2 separate regions of the Homo sapiens genome follow, and region 1 is linked to region 2. Evidence: read pairs that join two places in POLR2A ChIA-PET (ENCODE). Cell type or tissue: HepG2. All regions are shown on one strand. Each heading gives the region's core, and the rest is flanking DNA. Links, peaks and the distances in the headings are about the cores only.

Region 1 (4,397 bases), core at 168-4,167, 81 kb after region 2:
CACATTCTGTGTACATGGGCATATGCCGTACCTCATGCTTTTAAAGCACAAACTCATATATTTGAAACTGACAAAAGAAAAAAGACCTATAAGAAAACGTGTTGTTATTCCCAAGTGATTGATACATAAATTAGAACATGGAAGTTTTTCCAATGTTGAATGAATATGGGGGAAATGATTTCCCCAAAGTTAAGTAATTCCGTAGTTCAGCTGAAATGATACCTCAAGTCTCTGGGCTCCTGGGTCACTGAACCTTCGAATCCCCTTCAGAGCACTGTCCAGAGAACCTTCGCAGGTTGGCAAAGGCCTGAAAGAAACGTGGTCCTGTCATCGCCCTTTCTGGCTCATCCTTTGTCTGGCGTTCTGGGGCTTCAAGGCCAGGAGGGTTATAAGATTTGATTTGAGAAGATATTTGGATTCCCCTAACTACTTGATAAGGGAAACACACAAAAGATTTGTTTTTGCAAGAGGATGACGTTGATCATTGTAAGTGGAATAAAGAAAAATGTTTTCACTCTAATGATTGAGAATTATTTGCAAATATTTATATATACACAAAAATTAAAAAGAGAGAAGACAAGCAATGGGTGGGAAGAGAAAAGAGAACAGGGAGGAAGAAAGTGCTCTGGGAAGCAGGGAAGAGCAAGAGGAGACGAGGTGAGAATATAAATAAACATTCTTTCCTGGTTTCCAGACATCGAATGAGGACAACTCTGATAGCAACTCTTCAGTTCTTTCAACCAACATATTCTCTCTAATACATGCTTATGTTTGTCATCACCAAATGAAATAATGCAAGTGAAGCTCTTATAAGAATAAATGTTAGCCCGGGTGCAGTGGCTCAAGCCTGTAATCCCAAAACTTTGGTAGGTCAAGGCTGGCAGATCACTTGAGGTCAGGAATTCAACAACAGCCTGGCCAACATGGCGAAACTCCGTCTCTATTAAAAATACAAAAAATGAGCCTGTCATGATGGCGTGTACGTATAATCCCAGCTACTCAGGTGGCTGAGGCATGAGAATTGCTTGAACCCAGGCGGCAGAGGTTGCAGTGAGCAGAGATTGCACTCTGCACTCCAGTCTGGGCAATAGAGTAAGATTCTTGCCTCAAAAAAAAAAAAAAAAAAAAAAGGCCGGGCACGGTGGCTCATGCCTGTAATCCCAGCACTTTGGGAGGCCGAGGCGGGCGGATCATGAGGTTGGAAGATTGAGACCATCCTGGCTAACACGATGAAACCCCATCTCTATCAAAAATACAAAAAATTAGCCAGGCGTGGTGGCGGGCGCCTGTAGTCCCAGCTACTTGGGAGGCTGAGGCAGGAGAATGGTGTGAACCCAGGAGGCAGGGCTTGCAGTGAGCCAAGATGGCACCACTGCACTCCAGCCTGGGTGAAAGAGCGAAGCTCTGTCTCAAAAAAAAGAAAAAACAAGAATAAATTTTAGTCAATAAGTATTAACTAACAATACCAACAATTGCAACAATACAAGTAGTGTAGTGATGCAATTGAGTGACAATTTATGGAGGACTTTGTATTGTGGGGCACTGTGCCTGGCACTGTGAATGATGCAGGGACTATAGCACACTCCCTTTGCCTTCACCATGCTTACAGTCTCCCTGAAAGGATGAGCGTATGGGCATCTAACCAATAATTTAAGCAGAAAAAAGCGGAAGTGCATGCAGAGGCATGCTGAAGCCAGTGCCCACCTCTCTTCCCAACCCCAGGTTCAGCAACGTCACCGTGGTGGCTTGGAATCAGCCACAGGAGAGTGTTTACACCACAGGAATGGCAAACACAACAAAGCAGGCCTTATTCTTTTTCTCCCCAAAGAGCTAGTTGTTAAACATTTACCATTACTGTTCAAAGGTGAGAAGACATTTGCACTAGGCTCATAGGCGAAGAGTGAGTTCTGTTCTTGGGAAGCATGTACTCCAGCACTCTGCCCTGTCTTGCCATTTGTCTATCAGTTGCGGATTTGCTTCTCAGCTGCAGGCTCTGAAGGAGAGAAGTAACAGTGGACGCAGGTCTGTGGAGCACCCAGTACCCTCCTACACATCCCTCCCAAGTCAAGGCTGAGGTGCACAATGCTGACCCGTGTGCTGGGATCACATCTAGCGTGAGAGTGTTTAAGCAGAACGTCTCTAAAGTGAGAGGCCAAAAGCTGATGAAAATACAGCATTGTGGACAGGAAAACTCTCACTGTCCTGGACATTTTCCTATTCAATTTAACCTAAATTATCAAAATCACTGAAATCAAATTTGTCCTTCAGAGATAACTGGATGTATTGATTTGCATTAAAAGAAAAGAAGTGGAGGTCCGCAATCTCCATTAACTTCATTTTCTTCTTGCTGTAATTATATAAATTGCCTTTAAAACAATTATTGAACCATTAAGGATTTATGGGAAAATGTTCATTGTCCAAGACACTATTGCTTTTTTGTAGCTACACATGCAGTCTTAAATACAAACAAGAGGAAACCACAGTTATATCCATGAAGTGGGAAAGGGATGTATGCTTATTATATATCCTCTGATGAAGAGTTTTGAGCCAGCTGGAGTGTCCGGTGAGATTACTAAAACGTTCTCAGTAACTACCTATATTTGACTTTGGCACCTTTTTAAAAGTCAAAAGAGGCATTTGCAAGCAGCCATAAAAAGTCATTACATAAGCAGAACAATTGAGGCTCCTCAGCATCTGGGGAAGGCAACACATCTGTCTTCTGTCTATTTCTTCCCTAAATGTCTCCCTGAATCAACTTTTATGGTGGTGGGGGAGGTAGGAGGCTGTCGTAAATATCCCATTCTATTTGAATCCCAGAGTTAACAATACCCCCTGTGACTATAAACACAAGATGTTGCATTCAGGAGAGAGGTGCACTCAAGTAAGCAGAGATCTTTGTGACAGTGGTCTCGGTGTGGGCCACAGGCCAGCTAATCACATTACCATGAGAGCCAAGAGGTGGCCCCCAGACAGTGAAATAAAGAGGAGGGGAAAAGCAAGACTAATCTCGTTAAAAGGAAAGCCATGGTAGACGCTACTTTTACACAGCTGCTTAAAACGCCCCGTTTTCCCAGGACTGGATCACCTGGGCGTCCTCTGCGGCCGGGCTAGTTTCGAAGCATTGTTCGGTCCCGCCAAATGCTGGAGCCTCCTGAGTACATGCAGACCTTGTCTTCAGAGTCTTGTTTATAAGAAAAAAACAGACTTCACCGCCTCATCCCAAAAAAAGCCTTCTGGAGACGCTGTCTTCCCTCATTATCCTATTTTCAGTTGACTATTCCCCAAATTTTCTAAAAAGACCACGTTGCCCAAAGACTCCAATAAAAAAGTCCAGCTTTGCATATCTACTGCAACCTAGAGGAAAGATCAAACCAAACCTGAGGAAATCCCCTAGATCAGCCATTCTCAAAGTGTGGTCCAAGGATCCCTGGGGGGACCCAAGACACTTTCAGAGGTCCCCAGGCTTCTCCCTTTCCCAACAGCATATCTAGTGATGCTGGGTGTTCTTAATATCCTGCAACTCAACAGCCTATTACAAGAGATGGAAACAGACGTGAGAACCAGCTGTTAAAGGGATTTGCAAACTACAAAGCAAGACATTAAAGAGATTTGCAAAAATGAAAAGCAATGCTACTCTTTCCACTTAATGTTTTGTTTTGAAAACTATAATTATTTTTTATAAGAATATGTACGTTGACAAGTAAAGGATTTACTACTGTTATTTTAAGTGAATTAACAAATCAGTATTTCTTTTTCTCACTGTCATCCAGGCTGGAGTGGAGTGGCACAATCTTGGCTCACTGCAACCTCCGCCTCCAGGGTTCAAGCAATTCTTGTGCCTTAGCCTCCCGAGTAGCTGGGATTACAGACGTGCGCCACCACGCCCAGCTAATTTTTGTATTTTTAATAGAGATGAGGTTTCGCCATGTTGCCCAGGCTGGTCTCGAACTCCTGACCTCAAGTGATCCACCCACCTCGGCCTCCAAAAGTGCTGGGATTACAGGTGTGAGCCACCATGCCAGCCTCAAATCAGTATTTTTACATTTCTCTGTTCATGGTAAATAGGGGTAGATGTATAACCCATGCAAATAAAAGCTCTTTGGCCGTGTAAAGAGGCCCAAAGACCAAAAAAATCAGAACTCCTGCATTAGAAAGACATCAGCCTGAGAAACATACCAAGACCTCATTTCTAAAAAAAAAAAATTAATTAATTAATGAAAGACAAAGAAACACATGAAAATGTTCACATGTAGATATTGCTCATTGCTCTAGACCTTAACTGTGAAGACTGTGGCTGACCTGAACCTTTGGACGACGATAGGGGTTTTCCTCAATCTGCTCATCAGGCCTTCTAAGACCAAAGCCTTAAATTAACCTTTGATCAAAGACACACGATG
Region 2 (4,397 bases), core at 265-4,264:
TCCTTCATTTATGAAGCCAATTCTTAAATTTATTTTCCTCATTTTAAATATTTGGAGATATTTTCATTTTCCTGGTTGGACCTTGACTGCTAATATCTGCTATGATCTGAATGTGTCCCTCAAAATCCATATGTTGGAAACTTAATCTCGATGCAACAGTGTTGGGAGGTGTTTGGGTCACAAGGGCTCTGCTCTTTTGAATAGATTAATACTGTTTTAAAAGGGCTTGACAGCAGAAGTTGGATTCTTTTTCACTCTTCCGTCTTCTGCCACGTGAGGACTCAGCAAGAAGGCCCTTGCCAGATGACAGTGTCTTGATCTTGGACTACTCAGCCTCCAGAGCTGTGAGAAAAAAGTTTATGTTCTTAAGTATTCTGGTATAGCAGCACAAAATAGACTAAGACAGTATTAGTTTGATTATGGCCTTAAAGCCTGGGCATGGAGGTATTCCATCTGCTGGATTGAGGGCTGCTCAGGGCTGAGTGTCAGAACTAGGAGATGGCAGAAGAAGAGGCTGTGTGTATGTGTGTGTCCCAGATAAACACCAGTAAGAAAGCCATGGCATTGGTAAGATCATCCTGCATGGCCAAGCTCCTCTCCTCTTCCATGTCACCACTCTATCTTTCCCTCAACCTGGAATATTAATGTCATGTTCTATTTCTCCAATGCCTTGCTCTAAGCTAGCTGTTAATTAATTCCTCTGAAAAATTTGCCTGATGACTACTTAAGAATTAATCAGTTTCCAGGGTATTTTTATAGAGGAAAAAACATTAAAAGATTTTATTTTATAGAAGAAACAAAATAAAAGGTTACTCTTGTAACCTTTTTTGATTACAAGAGTAATATAGGCTTCTATAGACATTTTGAAAGAAAAAATAAAAAATAAACTAAAAACCAATGATAATCCCAGCCACTCAGAAGAAGCTTTCTTAACATTATGATGTATCAGTATGAAGTCTTTTTTTAAATTGCATATATGCACAAGCCTGTGTGTGTGTTTGTGGGTGTGTCAGGGTTGGTTGTATTCATAGCTAAGATTATATCATATATGGTTCTGTACCCTGTTTTATCACATAAGAATCAAAGGCTCTTTGAAGTCAGAAAGTCCCCCTACCTCCCACCCCAAAACATGAAATTAATTCAGCCTAACAACATCGAGTGGGTTCTCTCCTATGTTTCCCTACGAAGTGCTGGTACAAAGGAAGAATGAATTGGAAACACGCCGACATCACCATATACAGACCCCAGAAGAACGATCTTGTGTGTTTGTGTGCACAAATCAAGTGAGAAACTGTAAAAAGGTGCCATTGGGAGGAAGTGGTCAGTAGCAGAATAGGACTGTGGGGTGCCCACCCCATCCACCTGACCCTACCTGGCAAAGCAATGAAGCATGCTCTCCCAGAAAGGGTGGTGTAGAAACCCCCACTTCAGCCCCCTCCTACACAGAATAACTTCTCCATCCAGAGGAGATGTGTCCTCAGTAATAAGTGTCTTTTGCAAAGAACGCATCCGCTGCACAATTTATTCTTAGGTTCTACCTAGTATCTGGCCCGTCTCATAGATAACAAGCATAGTATCGTGTACTGTGTGCATACAGGTAGAATTCACAATTTCCTTGAGATTTTGGGGCTTCTGAATCCAGGAGTAGATCATCTCAGCTTTATTTTGTTCTTCACTAAAAAATAAAGCATTTTGGATGTGGCTATGGCATACAGTAATATATAGCAGGCAGAGGAGACACGAATAAAGACTACCGCCTTAACAAAGACGCTGGTATCACCCCTCTTTCTGTTGAGCTCCGTTTGACTGTGAAATGTTTAAAGGAGAGAGGCTAGGGTGATGGCTCAGGAGATATTATGTTAATGAAAAGCAGGATAAATGCGCAAATGATTTGCATAGAAGGAACCTGATCTAGCTGATATTTGAAGAGGAAGTCCTGGGGGAGGTGCCCCACGTAATGGGCCTTTCTTTGTCAGCCCTGGATCTGAAAGAAGTGTCTGAGCCTAGAAAAACAAGTTCACAGTTTCCGTCTCACCCAGTGAATGCTTGCAAGACTCCACACCAGTGTTTCCAATCAGAGCAATGATTCTGCAATTGTGTGTGTACTTGTACTAATGTTTGCTCTAGTAATGACTAATAATGGCGGGGGCACTGCCCCTGGAGGCCGGTGACGGGGCCAGCTGCCCGTGTGTGCAGATGTTCGTGGTTCTGAGCTCAGCCTGCTCAGGACAGTGTAGGAAAAAAGGGATTCCTGAACCACCGTGATCTTACACAGTCATATTGAGGCTTTCTCCTGCTGGGTGTCATTCCAGTTGTAGTTCTAGGGAGAATTTCACCCCTGCCCCAAGCCCTTGCTCCTGTATCCACAGCTAACACCAGGGCTTATGGCTCAGGACAAGGTCAGGTGGTGGTAATGCTGATGGAGCTGAGGTAGGGCATTCAGGCCTTGCCAAGAGGGTTTCTGGACCTTATAAGGTACCCAAGGCCCCAGACCCTTTCCACCATTCTTCTCTCCAAGGGAAATGCTGCTTTACGTGTCAGCCAATACAATTCAGGGTAATTATGGGAGCAAATGTGTTCTCACCCATATCTCCCTTCAGACTAGATTTAGGGTAAGAGAAAAGAAGGGCGGTGATGTTGCTGAGTGTCTACTATATGCTGGGTGCTGTGCTGGTGTTTTATTCTCTAAATTCTTCAAGCAATGGCCAGGCACAGTGACTCACACTTGTAATCCCAGCACTTTGGGAGGCTGAGGTGGGCAAATCACCTGAGGTCAGGAGTTCGAGACCAGCCTGGCCAAAATGACGAAACCCCATCTCTACTAAAAATACAAAAAGTTAGCCGGGCATGGTGGTGCATGCCTGTAGTCCCAGCTACTTGGGAGGCTGAGGCGGGAGAATTGCTTGAACCCAGGAGATGGAGGTTGCAGTGAGCCAATATTGCACCACTGCACTCCAGCCTGGGTGGGAAAGCAAGATTCTGTCAATCAATCAATCAATCAATCAATCAATCAATAATAAATTTAGCCTGCCTCCAGCCCCATGCTCCTTCCAACATTTATTCTTTCACCACATTCACATCTGTGGAGCGCCGCCTATCTGTCAGGCATTCAGGACTGCCGGGGTGAGCTAAACATTGGGTTTGGAGTCCACCGGCAGAAACAGGGGTCCACCGGCAGAAACAGGGGTCCCCCACAGAACCAGATGTGTAATGACAGGTCTGAGCTGTGCTGGGAGGAAGCACAAGGGGCCCTGAGAGAGGAGGCTGTGCTTCTGACTTGGATGGGACCCTGGGTTTGGATTGGACTGGCGTGAGGAGTTAACCAGGTGAAAAGCTGTGGGAACAGCTTCCCAGGCCCAGGCCCCAGAGGAATGAGAGGACACTGGGGGCCTGGGATGGAGGGAGGCTGGTGATCCTGCAAAGGGGGCACAGCCTGATGGCTTTTTAAAGATTTGGGCCTCATCCCACCTGCGGTCATACAATCAGTCTTGCGTTTTTGCAAAGAACATTCTAAAACCACCCAGTGTCCATCAACGGATGAACAGATACACAAAATGTAGAGTATGATTTAGCCTTAAAAACAAAGGAAATCCTGTCACATGCTACGACTGGATGAACTCTGAGGACATCATGCTATGCCAGGCACAAGGGGACAAACACCGCAAGATTCCACTTATGTGAGGTACCAGAACAGTCAGGTTCCTGGAGACAGAAAATAGAACGGTGGTTGCCAGGGGCTGGGGAAGGCGGGAATGGGGAGTGGTTGTTTAATGAGCACAGAGTTTCTATTTGAGAAGATGAAGGGGGTTCTGGAGATGGATCATGGTGCTGGTTGCACAACAAAGTGAATGTTCTTAATGCTGCTGAACTTCAACTTAAAAATGGTTAAAATGGTAAATTTTATGTTATGTGTATTTTAACCAGTTTTTATAAACAAAGAACATCCTAGCTGCCAGGTGGAGAACAGATTAGAAGGAGGGTTAGATCGTGAAAAACAGAACCAGATATGACACTTTCAGGAGTGCAGGTGAGAGATGATACTGTATTCATCTCCTTAGGTAGGAAGTCCCACCTAAAAATTCCTCGGGGGATGTTCTCTGTTTTCCACAATGTCTGATTGGGTGTTTGTTCCAATGGAGGCTGCCTCTTTCAACCGTGAGCTCCTGTACAAACCCAGCAGAGGGTTGGAGCTCCGTAAACTGGGGGCATCTGAGCTTCCACGGCATGCCGTTAGCTGTCTTTACCTGCCAGGTGGGCTGGGGCTGAGCCTGGCTATGTTTGTCATCATAGGCCTTTGAGGATGAAAGTAAAAGACTGTGGCTAGGATCCCCAATGAATCACCTGGGACAAGTCCTTTCTACAGTTTTCAGGCTTCTGGCGATTTAAATATAAAAATG

The links. Peaks named below come from ENCODE experiments on the same cell type or tissue, not always from the same donor. Only the 100,000 strongest peaks of a DNase experiment are listed, where the experiment ranks them.
Region 1: POLR2A ChIA-PET joins it to region 2 with 5 read pairs; 2 of 35 experiments call an interaction of 5 or more read pairs at or near these places.

Annotation. Positions count from the first base shown.
Region 1 is chr13:27,393,887-27,398,283 of GRCh38, reverse strand. No RefSeq gene overlaps it. Among named protein-coding and RNA genes, the nearest start is that of GTF3A, 29 kb to the left of the region's middle. In HepG2, for the core only: no CTCF peak of the experiment used is centred there; a DNase peak (open chromatin) is centred at 1,813; H3K4me3 peaks cover 449 bases.
Region 2 is chr13:27,475,128-27,479,524 of GRCh38, reverse strand. No RefSeq gene overlaps it. Among named protein-coding and RNA genes, the nearest start is that of MTIF3, 27 kb to the right of the region's middle. In HepG2, for the core only: no CTCF peak of the experiment used is centred there; a DNase peak (open chromatin) is centred at 2,084.